4 separate regions of the Mus musculus genome follow, and regions 1, 2 and 3 are each linked to region 4. A link is a loop called in an ENCODE intact Hi-C map of the cell type or tissue named here. Cell type or tissue: left cerebral cortex. All regions are shown on one strand. Region 1 holds the start of Rnft1 (ring finger protein, transmembrane 1). Region 2 has its middle 20 kb from the start of Rnft1. Region 3 holds the start of Gm26439 (a small nuclear RNA gene). Region 4 holds the start of Ints2 (integrator complex subunit 2).

Region 1 (2,500 bases), 230 kb after region 4:
AAAAAAAAGAGTTTTACTCTGTATCATAGATTGGCCTGGAACTCACAGCATCTTTCTGTCTTAGTCTTCAAAATTCTAGGATTACAATCATGAGCCACTAATGCTTATCATACGTTCATTTTAGTTTAAAATAAAACTACTCACATAGGATCTCTGCTGTGCACAAAATTTGCAGTCTCAGTTGGCTCCCTGGAACCCAAATAAAGGTAGGAGAGAAAATTTCCCAAAAGTGTCCTCTGTCGTACCAGTTCAGGCACTACCTGTCACCATCACGCACAGGCACAAATAGGCCTGTTCTACTTGGGACCAAGTCTTAAAAAAAGAGAGTGCTAATGTGCTGGTCACAGAGAGAAGCAGATCCAAAAGAGCATTGGGATTTTTTAAAGTGCTTTTTGACTTGAGAGAAATTTAAGAATAGTCTCAAGATGAATGAAGGGCTGAGGCTAAAACCAGTAGATTCAGTTATACTACTATGAAAGGAAGACAAAATTTCATGGCTAAGGAGATTTTGACAAGGTATTTGAAAGGTTTAAGTCAGGTAGAAAGACAAAATTACTGGACACGTAACTCAGAAGTGTCTCTGCAAAAAGCCAAGTGTGTGCAAAACGCCAGACTTTTGCCTAGTCACGTCAGCCTCCGATGAAATACTTAATTTCAAGAATCATAGGAATCCTGTTATACATATGATGTCCTAGATTTTCCAGAACTGTGTTTTTTTTTTTTTTCCTTGTAGTATCTTTTTTCCCCTTTAGTAGCCTTTATTTTAGAAGTCGAGTTCCCTGCTCGCCAACACGGGGTTTTCTAAATCTACTTCCAGGGCCTCACAAACTTCCTGGCGCGTCTGATATCCAGTTCTGGCACCCGGTTCTGGCACGAACTAGGGCACACTGTTCAACTTCAGGCTTGGAACCCGAATCCAGGTCACACAACCTCTCTGCCCAGGCAGCCCAGCGGGTCTGGCGTAGCTAGCAACACGCAGCCGGAAGCCAGATCGCGGCTCCCGGTACGCAGCCCGCTGCCGAGCAGGTTCCTGGACCTACCCATTTTCAACCTCAAGTACTGAAGGACTCCGAAGCGTGTGACTGATCACTAATACACGCAAGACGTGACAGCCACGCAGACTTAATTAGCACACACGTCCGCCACTACGCCACTCGTATAACATCACCAACAGGGCCACAGGGCGACAGGGCGGGTCTACGATGTTCAGGGCGGGGCCTAGATGCGCCCTCCTCCTCCTCCTCCCAGTGAAGGCGGGGCTAGGGACTCGGGACAGGGCCTAAAGGTTCCCTTCTCTGCTGGGAAGGGCGGGGCCGGGATGAGCGCGGGGCGGGGCCTAGAGGCTCCTTCTTCCACTGGGCGAGGGCGTGGCCCGGCGAAGGCGGGCCGCGCGTGACGACGTCTAGGGAGCGCGCGCGCCGCCGCGGGGCCAGGCCGAGCGCTGCTGGTGGCGTCCGAGGCTGAAGGCTTGGCGAGAAGGGCTTGCGGCCGCGTGTCGGGCTGTTGGTATTGTGGCTGCCGAGGCCGCCCGCTCCTGGTCATGAGAGGTCAGGCCTGGGGAAGGGGGTGAGGCGGAGGGTTTCCGGGGAGAAGAGCCGAAGCTCGGACGTGGGTGGAGAACTCTGTCCTCGCGGATTCCGGAAGAGTTGGCGTTGACTTTTCTTTCTCCCTTTCCCCTTTTCTTGTTTATGTATGAAGGAGGGCAGGTTTTGTGTTTCTTTTTTAATAGCAGAGACACAAACTGTCCTGTCCCAAGTCGCTCTTCAGAGAGTGAGGCGATAGAGCCGCTGTGGCTTCCGAGCCTCTTCGAAACGTCACACAGTAACTGCACGGTTTCAGCCAGCCAGCCTCCGCCGCAGCTAGCTCCATCGCGGGGGAAACGGGAGAGGCCCGGCGGTGGGCTCTGCGTTTCGTCGGGCGACAGCACGATTCTGGCACCCTGGTCCGAGATCCACACTGGATCACGTAGGGATCTTGCCCTGCCCACAGCCTCTCTTCTGACACCCCTAACCAAGCCGATGGTGGCATTTTTATTCGGGAGGCTAACTCCTTATTTAGACTAAAGCATCACTTAGCAATTACGTGATGACTCCCCCTAAGGGTCCTCTTTCAAAGGCATTTGACTAACATTCTTTTGGAAGGAGAAGCAATATTCTCGGTGGCACCATTAATTACTGAAAACCTTATTAGCTTTGTGGAAGCTGTTTCAGCATAAAATGAAGTGTTTATTATCTTTGTTGATGCTTAATTAAGGCACTGATTTTTTTCCTTCTAAACATTAATGAATCTGTAAAAAAAAATCTATTGTATTTATTTAGTGTGTGTGTCAGAGGACTTGTGGGAGTCAGTTCATTGCTTCCACCATATGAGTTTAGGGGATTTAACTCAAATTAAAGGTCTTGACTTACCCAGCCATCTCACCCACCCTTAGCAAACTTCCTGATGTGGACTCTGCCTCAGAGTACATGAGCCAACTTATTCAGCATTAGTGCTGCTATTC
Region 2 (2,500 bases), 210 kb after region 4:
TTGCCTGAGAATCAAGGAGTGAACTAGCCATATGCCAGAGATAAGTAAAAGGCTACAGATCTCCAAGAAAGCAATTTGGGGTCAGAGTTGATCATAGAAGACGCGCCACATTTCACATTGTAGAGGAAATGTCATGAAAATAAGCATGTTTGTTTGTTTGCAATGTTTGGATTAAACCCCGAGTCTCACCCATTCCAAGCAAGGAGTCTCCACCCAGCTGCTTCTTGCCATTCATAAATGTTTTTTTTTTTAAGATTTATTTATTGGTTATATGTAAGTACACTGTAGCTGTCTTCAGACACTCCAGAAGAGGGAGTTAGATCTCGTTACGGATGGTTGTGAGCCACCATGTGGTTGCTGGGATTTGAACTCCGGACCTTTGGAAGAGCAGTCGGGTGCTCTTACCCACTGAGCCATCTCAGCAGCCTCATAAATGTTATTAATAAACTCATTCTCGATTTAAATATATTATTCCAGGCCAATGGTAAATGCTTCAAATAAAGATTTGCCAGAACACCAGTCAAATTCTCCAGCATAACTTCATCAGTCAGGGCTTGCACACTCTTGTGGGATCCTAGAGCCCAGTTGACTCTCTAAGGACAGAGAATGTTGACGCACAAACCTCTGAAATCTTGTTGTCCATAGAAGTTCAGCACAGCCGGGCGTGGTGGCACACGCCTTTAATCCCAGCTCTCGGGCAGAGTGAGTTCCAGGACGGCCAGGGCTATACAGAGAAACCCTGTCTCAAAAAACAAACAAACAAACAAACAAACAAACAAACAAGCTGGGTGTGGTGGCGCACGCCTTTAAACCCAGCACTCGGGAGACAGAGGCAGGTGGATTTCTGAGTTCGAGGCCAGCCTGGTCTACAAAGTGAGTTCCAGGACAGCCAGGGCTACACAGAGAAACCCTGTCTCGGAAGAAAAAAAAAAAAAAGAAGTGCAGCACAGCTTTTGACTTCTCACAAACAGCCCTCGCCTCTCACGTTCTGTTTCTGGCTGATTATGGCGCCCCCGTGTGTTCCTTTGTTGTAATGTTTTACTACTCCCAGAAGCAATGCAGTTAGTAATGGCTCTGTTTTCGTAGTTGTAACTATTTCCAGTAAACACTAAAGAATGTGATTAGTCTATATATTAACTATCAGACTTGCTTTTCATTTCTGGGTATGTTTTGTTTTGTCTGTGGTTTTTTTGGGGGGTTATGGGTTTTTTATTTGCTTTTAAACATGTATTTATTATTTTATTTTATTTTTTATTATTTTTAACATGTATTTATTTTATATTATGTGATTACACACTCTCGTTGTCCTCAGACACACCAGAAGAGTCCATCAGATCCCATTACAGATGGTTGTGAGCCACCACGTGGTTCCTGGGAATTGAACTCAGGACCTCTGGAAGAGCAGTCAGTGCTCTTAACCGCTGAGCTGTCTCTCCAGACCCTTATTTTTTGTTTTCTTGTTTTGTTTTGTTTTTTTCCTGGTGGGAGGGGCGGGACAGAGTCATACTTATCCCAGGCTGGCCTGGAACTCTCTCTACAGCCTGAAGATGACCTCTTGCCTCCACCTCTCCTGTGTTGGGATTACAGGCCTGTGCCATCATGCCTACCTCATGCAACGGTGAGAGTCTAACCCAGTACTTCATGCAAGTACTCTATGAACTGATTTATGTCCCTCACAGGTTAGTTTATGAGATTTTAAAATCATTTCTTAATTATGAGTGAGTGTGTGTGTGTGTGTGTGTGTGTGTGTGTGTGTACATGCATGTGAATGCAGATGCCTGTGACAATCAGGGGTGTCAGAATCCCCAGGAGCTGGAATTACAGATGGTTGTGTTGGGGTCCAGGAGTCACCCCACAAACCACACAAGCACTGATCGCAATCAGACAGGAATGGTTTATTAAGTGCATACCATAATACTGATCGATCAGGGCCACAGCTCGTAATTCTAGGGCTGAGCCGCATCCACGAAAATTTCTCAGGGCCAGCTTATGAAGGGAAAAAAATCCACAAAAGCCACAGTGAGCTCATACACAGGTGCAGGAAGTGCTGCTCAGTGGTTGGCTCTGACTCAAGCAATTTTGGACATAACGGTTCATATTGACTTTTAATTTGATGGGTCCTACATAAAGCCCATGGAATTTCTTAAGATTAACAAGCCTCATACAGAACATAACAGGATGTGTGATCAGCATGACCTTGCTCTGAGTCAAGTTATTTTTCTGCATCAATGATGGGTAGGCATATTACAGCAACAATATGAAATAGCTGACAGGTATGGAACAAAATGGCTACAGCTATGCCAGGGGTGAGGTTGGGGTGGGCCGACCTCAACAGTTGTGAGCCACCAACATGGGAGCTGGGAATTGAACTCGGGTCCTCTGCAAGAGCAATGTGTGCCTTTCACCACTGAGCCATCTCTCTGGGACCCTGAAAGGTTGTTTGTTTTTCATTACTTACCATTCATAAGCACCAGAAGTAACCTTTCTTAGAAAGGTTGGT
Region 3 (2,500 bases), 180 kb after region 4:
AAGGGAAGAGAAGAAAGAGAGAAAGAAAGAATCCAAGAGTAGAGGAACCTATGATGCAGAGCCAGACAGAGCCCATGGGGGTTCAAGAGCCCCCACTTGCCACTCAGACATACCTAGGTTGTGAGACTCAACAGGTAGGACAGAAGTAACCTTGAAGCAACCTCTTGGACTCTGTGTTATGCAGAGAAATAAAAGGCTTGGTAAACACCTGAGTGTCACCCTGACTTAGCAGATAGACTCCGGCACCCCACCTACTTATGTACAGCCCAGAAGAATGGGTCATCAAAGTAGAAAGAGGCCGTACAGGAAACTTCCCGGTCAGACAACGCTATTGGACAAAGACTGAGGAATCAGATAGGAGGAGGACACTGGGAAGATGCTAATGAGGACCAATGACTAAGGTCAGGGCACTGCCTACCCCACCCTGATGCTGTAGTCAGTCCCCAGGAGCAGAGGAAGAGAGCAGTGGGAACTCTAAGGAGACTGGGTAACATGCAAACTAACTAACTAACTAACTAACTAACTAACTAACGAGGGCTGGAGAGATGGCTCAGTACATAAACATGCTTGTCAGGAAAGCTTGAGCCGTGAACTCCATAGAATACCTGTAAAAGCTAGGCACTAGCGCACTAAGTGTCTATAATCTCAGGGCTCCTACAGGTCCACACTAGGGATGTGGAGAGCAGAGAAACCGAAAGTCTGAGTAGCTTGGCATAAGCAGCAGAACTACAGCAAAGAGATCTTGTCTCAGACAAGGTGGAGACCAAGGTCCAGCATCCAAGGTTGTCTCTGACCACCCACAGCGTTCAAATACATGCCCATGCTCACATAAATGAATAAGGATGCACACACACACACACACACACACACACGAGAGAGAGAGAGAGAGAGAGAGAGAGAGAGAGAGAGAGAGAGAGAGAGAGAAAAGAAAAGAAAAGAACAAAGAAATTGAGAGGCTGGAAAGAGGCAGTTAGGAGTGTTCCCTGCCCCATCAGAGAACCAGAGTTGTGATGTCAACACCCACATCATTCACGCGACTCAGAGATGCCTTACTCCAGCTCGAAGAGATCCAGAGCCCCCTTCTGGCCTCAGTGGGTGCCTGCACACCCATCTCTCTCTCTCTCTCTCTCTCTCTCTCTCTCTCTCAGACACACACACACAAATAATAAAATAAGTATGTTTTAAAGTCTCCAATGCTATAAGATGATAATCTTGCATCATTCCCCAGCTCCCTCCCCTCCGTCCACACACACACACACACACACCCCAACATGCCCCTCCTTGCTTTTCCAAATTCATGGCCTCCGTTTTCATTAACTGTTGCTTCATGCACATATGAAACTATAGAACACTTCACAAATGTGCATGCCATCCTTTTGCAGGGCCACACTAATCTTCTCTGTATTATTCCAATCTTAGTAAACGAGCTGCCAAGGCAAGCACTAAAATAATTAAAAAAAAAAAAAATAAATCAAACCGGAGAGAAGCAGAGCCACGTCCGTTTATGCAATATATCACGACATTTGTGCCAGTACATGCATCCCCGTAGGATTCCCAACGGTGGTTCACTTTTTGAAACTGCTGAGTGTTTCAGACTCTGAATACTCGTTGGACATGCCGGGGGAGGGAGAAAAGAGACATCTTTGTTGTGCCCTGATCAGAATCATCTTCAGATTGGAATCCCAGCTTCGCAGCCTCTCTTTGGGGGGTGGGGTAGCTATCTGATTCATCGGGATTCTAGAAAGAGCCGAAGGACTGTACTGTGCCACCTGCTTTCATTAACTGCTCAGTTGGTGGACTGACAGCAATGCAGCCAGTTCTCCGTTTCTGCGGCAAAATAATCCCACGTGCGGCTAACGTCCTCTGCCTCCTCCGCCAACTTTGTTATCCCTGCCATGCCCTGATGCCCTGGTATACGGACAGCGGAGAGAGGCAAGGGTTCGCAGGGGGAGTCTCGGAAATGTACCTTCCTCAGATAGTGTTTCCAAGCTGGTTTGTGGCCAAATGGTTCAAGATAAATGACTGTTTATTCGTTTTCTCCAAGCCCTGGGGATCAAACCAGGTCCTTGCACATGCAGTTCCCTGATGCTGAGCTATTGCCCTGTGGTTCTAATTTTAAAGATTTTTCAAGGAAGGCAAGTCTCTAGTAACCTGTCCGACATATGATCTATATTTTTAAGTGTTCTTCCTTTCATCAAATCTAAGCCTAAATTTGCCCCCTTTGTTCTCCTTTCAGTGAATTGTGATTCTTAAAATATACAACACAATTTCATTTTGAAATCCTGTTTGCAGCTTAAGTGTTAGATTATGGTTTATAGATAGCATTTATTCTGCCAGAGATGTTGGACCATTTTTGAGATGTTGCTGGTAAAATGGGGCTTTGTAACTCGAGTCTGGGAGACCACTGGTCACCCACGTGGTGATTTGATCAGTGTGAAGAGCCAGACACTGGGCTAAGCAGATGCTGTTCAAAGTGCTGTCTGTGCCCAGAAGCTGCTTG
Region 4 (2,500 bases):
AAGATAAGAAGGAAAACTGCAGATTAATGTTTCTTCTCAATTTAGAGATCATTTGCTCTAATACTTTGTGTCCCAGTGAACCCTCCTACCCTGAACACAGCCAAGACTTCCCTCATTATGCCCATTACATGAGTTCCATGAAATATGGAGAGAAAATGAACGGCTGCAGCCAGATCTCTTTCATTTTACAAGCCTACCAGATAAATATAAATATCAGTTGGGCTTCTCTTTCTACCTCCCAACTACATGGAAACACTGGTAAATCATCTCACGGGCCAAAAGTAATGTCAGAGGCATGGTTCTGAAAGCCACAACGCTATTCCGTACCCCTATTGTTATAGAGGTAGATGTGTATGTACAGTCAGCTGAAGGAGTTAAAGAGAGTCTCACTTGGGCACTGTGGTTTTGAGTAAATTTTCAAAAGGTAGCAGAAAAGAGAGGTGACATGGAACAGTTAACAGAGACCACTCAGTCTTAAGACCTACTCCCTAGCAGAGCTGTGGACAAAGAATCGTAGGCAGAAATGCTGCTGTTTCAATAGTAAGCGCTGGTCTTTTAACAGTAGAGTAAGCTCAAGGCAGAGGTGACAGGACTCAGGGGTCTCTGCCAGGCAGCAATGAGAATCGAGTGACCCGGGCTGCGAAGAGTCAGGCGGACTTCAGACAAAGCGGCACTTGGGCCCGAGAAGCCGACGCTTCATACCTTAAGATCAACCCTCCAGCCTCAAGGGACCCACTCGGATTCCGCCTCCGAGAGCCAGACGAGGCAGAAATGGAGAGCGCGGTCCGAAGTTGGGCCTAGGTGATTATCCAGATCCCCAAACCCCGGCAATGCCCGGAGTCGACTCAGGCACCAAGAACTCTGACGCTGGCACCAACAGTGCCGTCGACAGAGCGAGAATCAGAATGGGGACACTGCAAAAAAAAAAAAAAAAGTAAAAAGGAAAGGGAAAAAAAAGGGAGAAGCAACCAGGAGAGAGGGGAAAGCAGAGACTTAGTTCAACCTGCACCCTGCACCTCCATTCATCCCAAGCTTCTGGCACGCGCCGGCCACCGTACAGCACTGAGAAGACGTCGGCGGCGATAAGAAAAGCCAGCTTAGGGCCGCTCTGCGCATGCGCAGGCCCGCCCCTTCCTCCGTCACCGCCCTCCCCGCTTCCGAAAGCGTGGAGTGTTACACTTTCTTGTTTTCCAGAGCTTTTCTCTTGGAACCTTGTCAGATGAGTTCCTAAACGGTCAGAGCGAAATCCCGACCCCCGAACCAATTATCGCGACATTTAAATAACAATAATGTATTAAATGGCAAAAGTTGTCCGCTCTGTTCCTCCACAGAAATTTGCCTAATGGAACCCGATTGCAGCCTCCTTTAAACCCCTGCCGGTGCGGTCTAGAAAGTTCTAGAATCCCAAGACCTGTGTGTAGGGGAATTTTAAAAGTAATGAAGCCGGGCAGTGGTGGCGCACGCCTTTAATCCCAGCACTTGGGAGGCAGAGGCAGGCGGATCTCTGAGTTCGAGGCCAGCTTGGTCTACAGAGTGAGTTCCAGGACAGCCAGGGCTACACAGAGAAACCATGTGTCGAAAAAAAAAAAAAAAAGTAATTAATCATAAGTCTATACACTAAGGCCAAAGTGTAATAACTTTTCATTATTTAGTTTTATGGTGTGTACCCAAATTATAAGCGCATGCTACCACTTCCGGCTTGCATTCGAGGTTGGTTTTGTTTTTCAGACAAGGTATATGTGGTCCTTGTTGGCCTGGAGTTCATTATGTAGACAAGGATGACTGGTACTTGACACAACCCCTCTGTCTGCCCAGGGCTCATACTAGAGGCTCTATGTTTGGTAGCTTTCTCGGGTCTCGAGGTTACAAAAATCCTATTCAAGAGTGAATTTTAGGAACGAATTCAGTGGAACCTTCTCAATATTATATGTGGCACTTGTGAAAGAAAATCAAAACTAAAGTCTCACCATCTTAAAAATTGCAAGTCTATTTATCTCATAATAAATGTTCTGGAGACAGCGCCACACTATGTAGTCCAGGCTGCTCTGAACTTCTGCTTCAGCCTTTCAAATTGTGGAATTATAGGATTGTGCCATCTTCACCAGCTTACGTTTTTTGTTGTGGTTGTTGTTCCTGGTTCACCCAAGGTTTGCATGACCTTGCGCGCGCGCGCGCGCGTTTGTGTGTGTGTGTGTGTGTGTGTGTGTGTGTGTGTGTGTGTGTGTGTGTGACATTTGTGCATGTGTTTACTTGTGAGAAAAAAGAATAACTCATGGAAGCTCATTTTCTCCTTCCACCATGTATGTCCTGGGACTTGAATTCATGTCATCTGGCTCAGCGACCAACACCTGGCATGCTGTGCCATCTGTCAAGCCTCTGAACTATTTTATTAAAATGCAGCTTTTGGGCTGGAGAGATGGCTCAGCGGTTAAGAGCACTGACTGCTCTTCCGAAGGTCCTGAGTTTAAATCCCAGCAACCACATGGTGGCTCACAACCAT

Evidence for each region. Hi-C counts contacts between places; a loop is a spot of excess contacts. Peaks named below come from ENCODE experiments on the same cell type or tissue, not always from the same donor. Only the 100,000 strongest peaks of a DNase experiment are listed, where the experiment ranks them.
Region 1: it touches region 4 in a loop (2.2-fold over the local background); 2 of 42 quality-filtered maps call a loop at or near these places.
Region 2: a loop joins it to region 4, with 2.1 times the contacts of the local background. A loop is called at or near these places in 3 of 42 quality-filtered maps.
Region 3: it touches region 4 in a loop (1.9-fold over the local background); 2 of 42 quality-filtered maps call a loop at or near these places.

The regions. Positions count from the first base shown.
Region 1 is chr11:86,483,253-86,485,752 of GRCm38, forward strand. It overlaps Rnft1 (ring finger protein, transmembrane 1), which reads left to right and starts at 1,405. Exons shown (of 9, transcript NM_029788.5): 1 at 1,405-1,547. In left cerebral cortex, a CTCF peak has its summit at 1,449; DNase peaks (open chromatin) are centred at 1,281 and 1,809; H3K4me3 peaks cover 2,119 bases; H3K27ac peaks cover 1,775 bases.
Region 2 is chr11:86,463,467-86,465,966 of GRCm38, forward strand. No RefSeq gene overlaps it. Among named protein-coding and RNA genes, the nearest start is that of Rnft1, 20 kb to the right of the region's middle. In left cerebral cortex, a CTCF peak has its summit at 1,021 (motif pointing left); a DNase peak (open chromatin) is centred at 1,012.
Region 3 is chr11:86,435,973-86,438,472 of GRCm38, forward strand. It overlaps Gm26439 (a small nuclear RNA gene), which reads right to left and starts at 1,443; the gene lies at 1,338-1,443. In left cerebral cortex, a CTCF peak has its summit at 1,083 (motif pointing left); DNase peaks (open chromatin) are centred at 1,063, 1,755 and 2,487; H3K4me3 peaks cover 777 bases; H3K27ac peaks cover 385 bases.
Region 4 is chr11:86,256,502-86,259,001 of GRCm38, forward strand. It overlaps Ints2 (integrator complex subunit 2), which reads right to left and starts at 1,093. Exons shown (of 25, transcript NM_027421.3): 1 at 703-1,093. All of the region lies in intron 2 of Brip1os (BRCA1 interacting protein C-terminal helicase 1, opposite strand), which reads left to right. In left cerebral cortex, no CTCF peak of the experiment used is centred here; a DNase peak (open chromatin) is centred at 1,089; H3K4me3 peaks cover 1,595 bases; H3K27ac peaks cover 1,316 bases.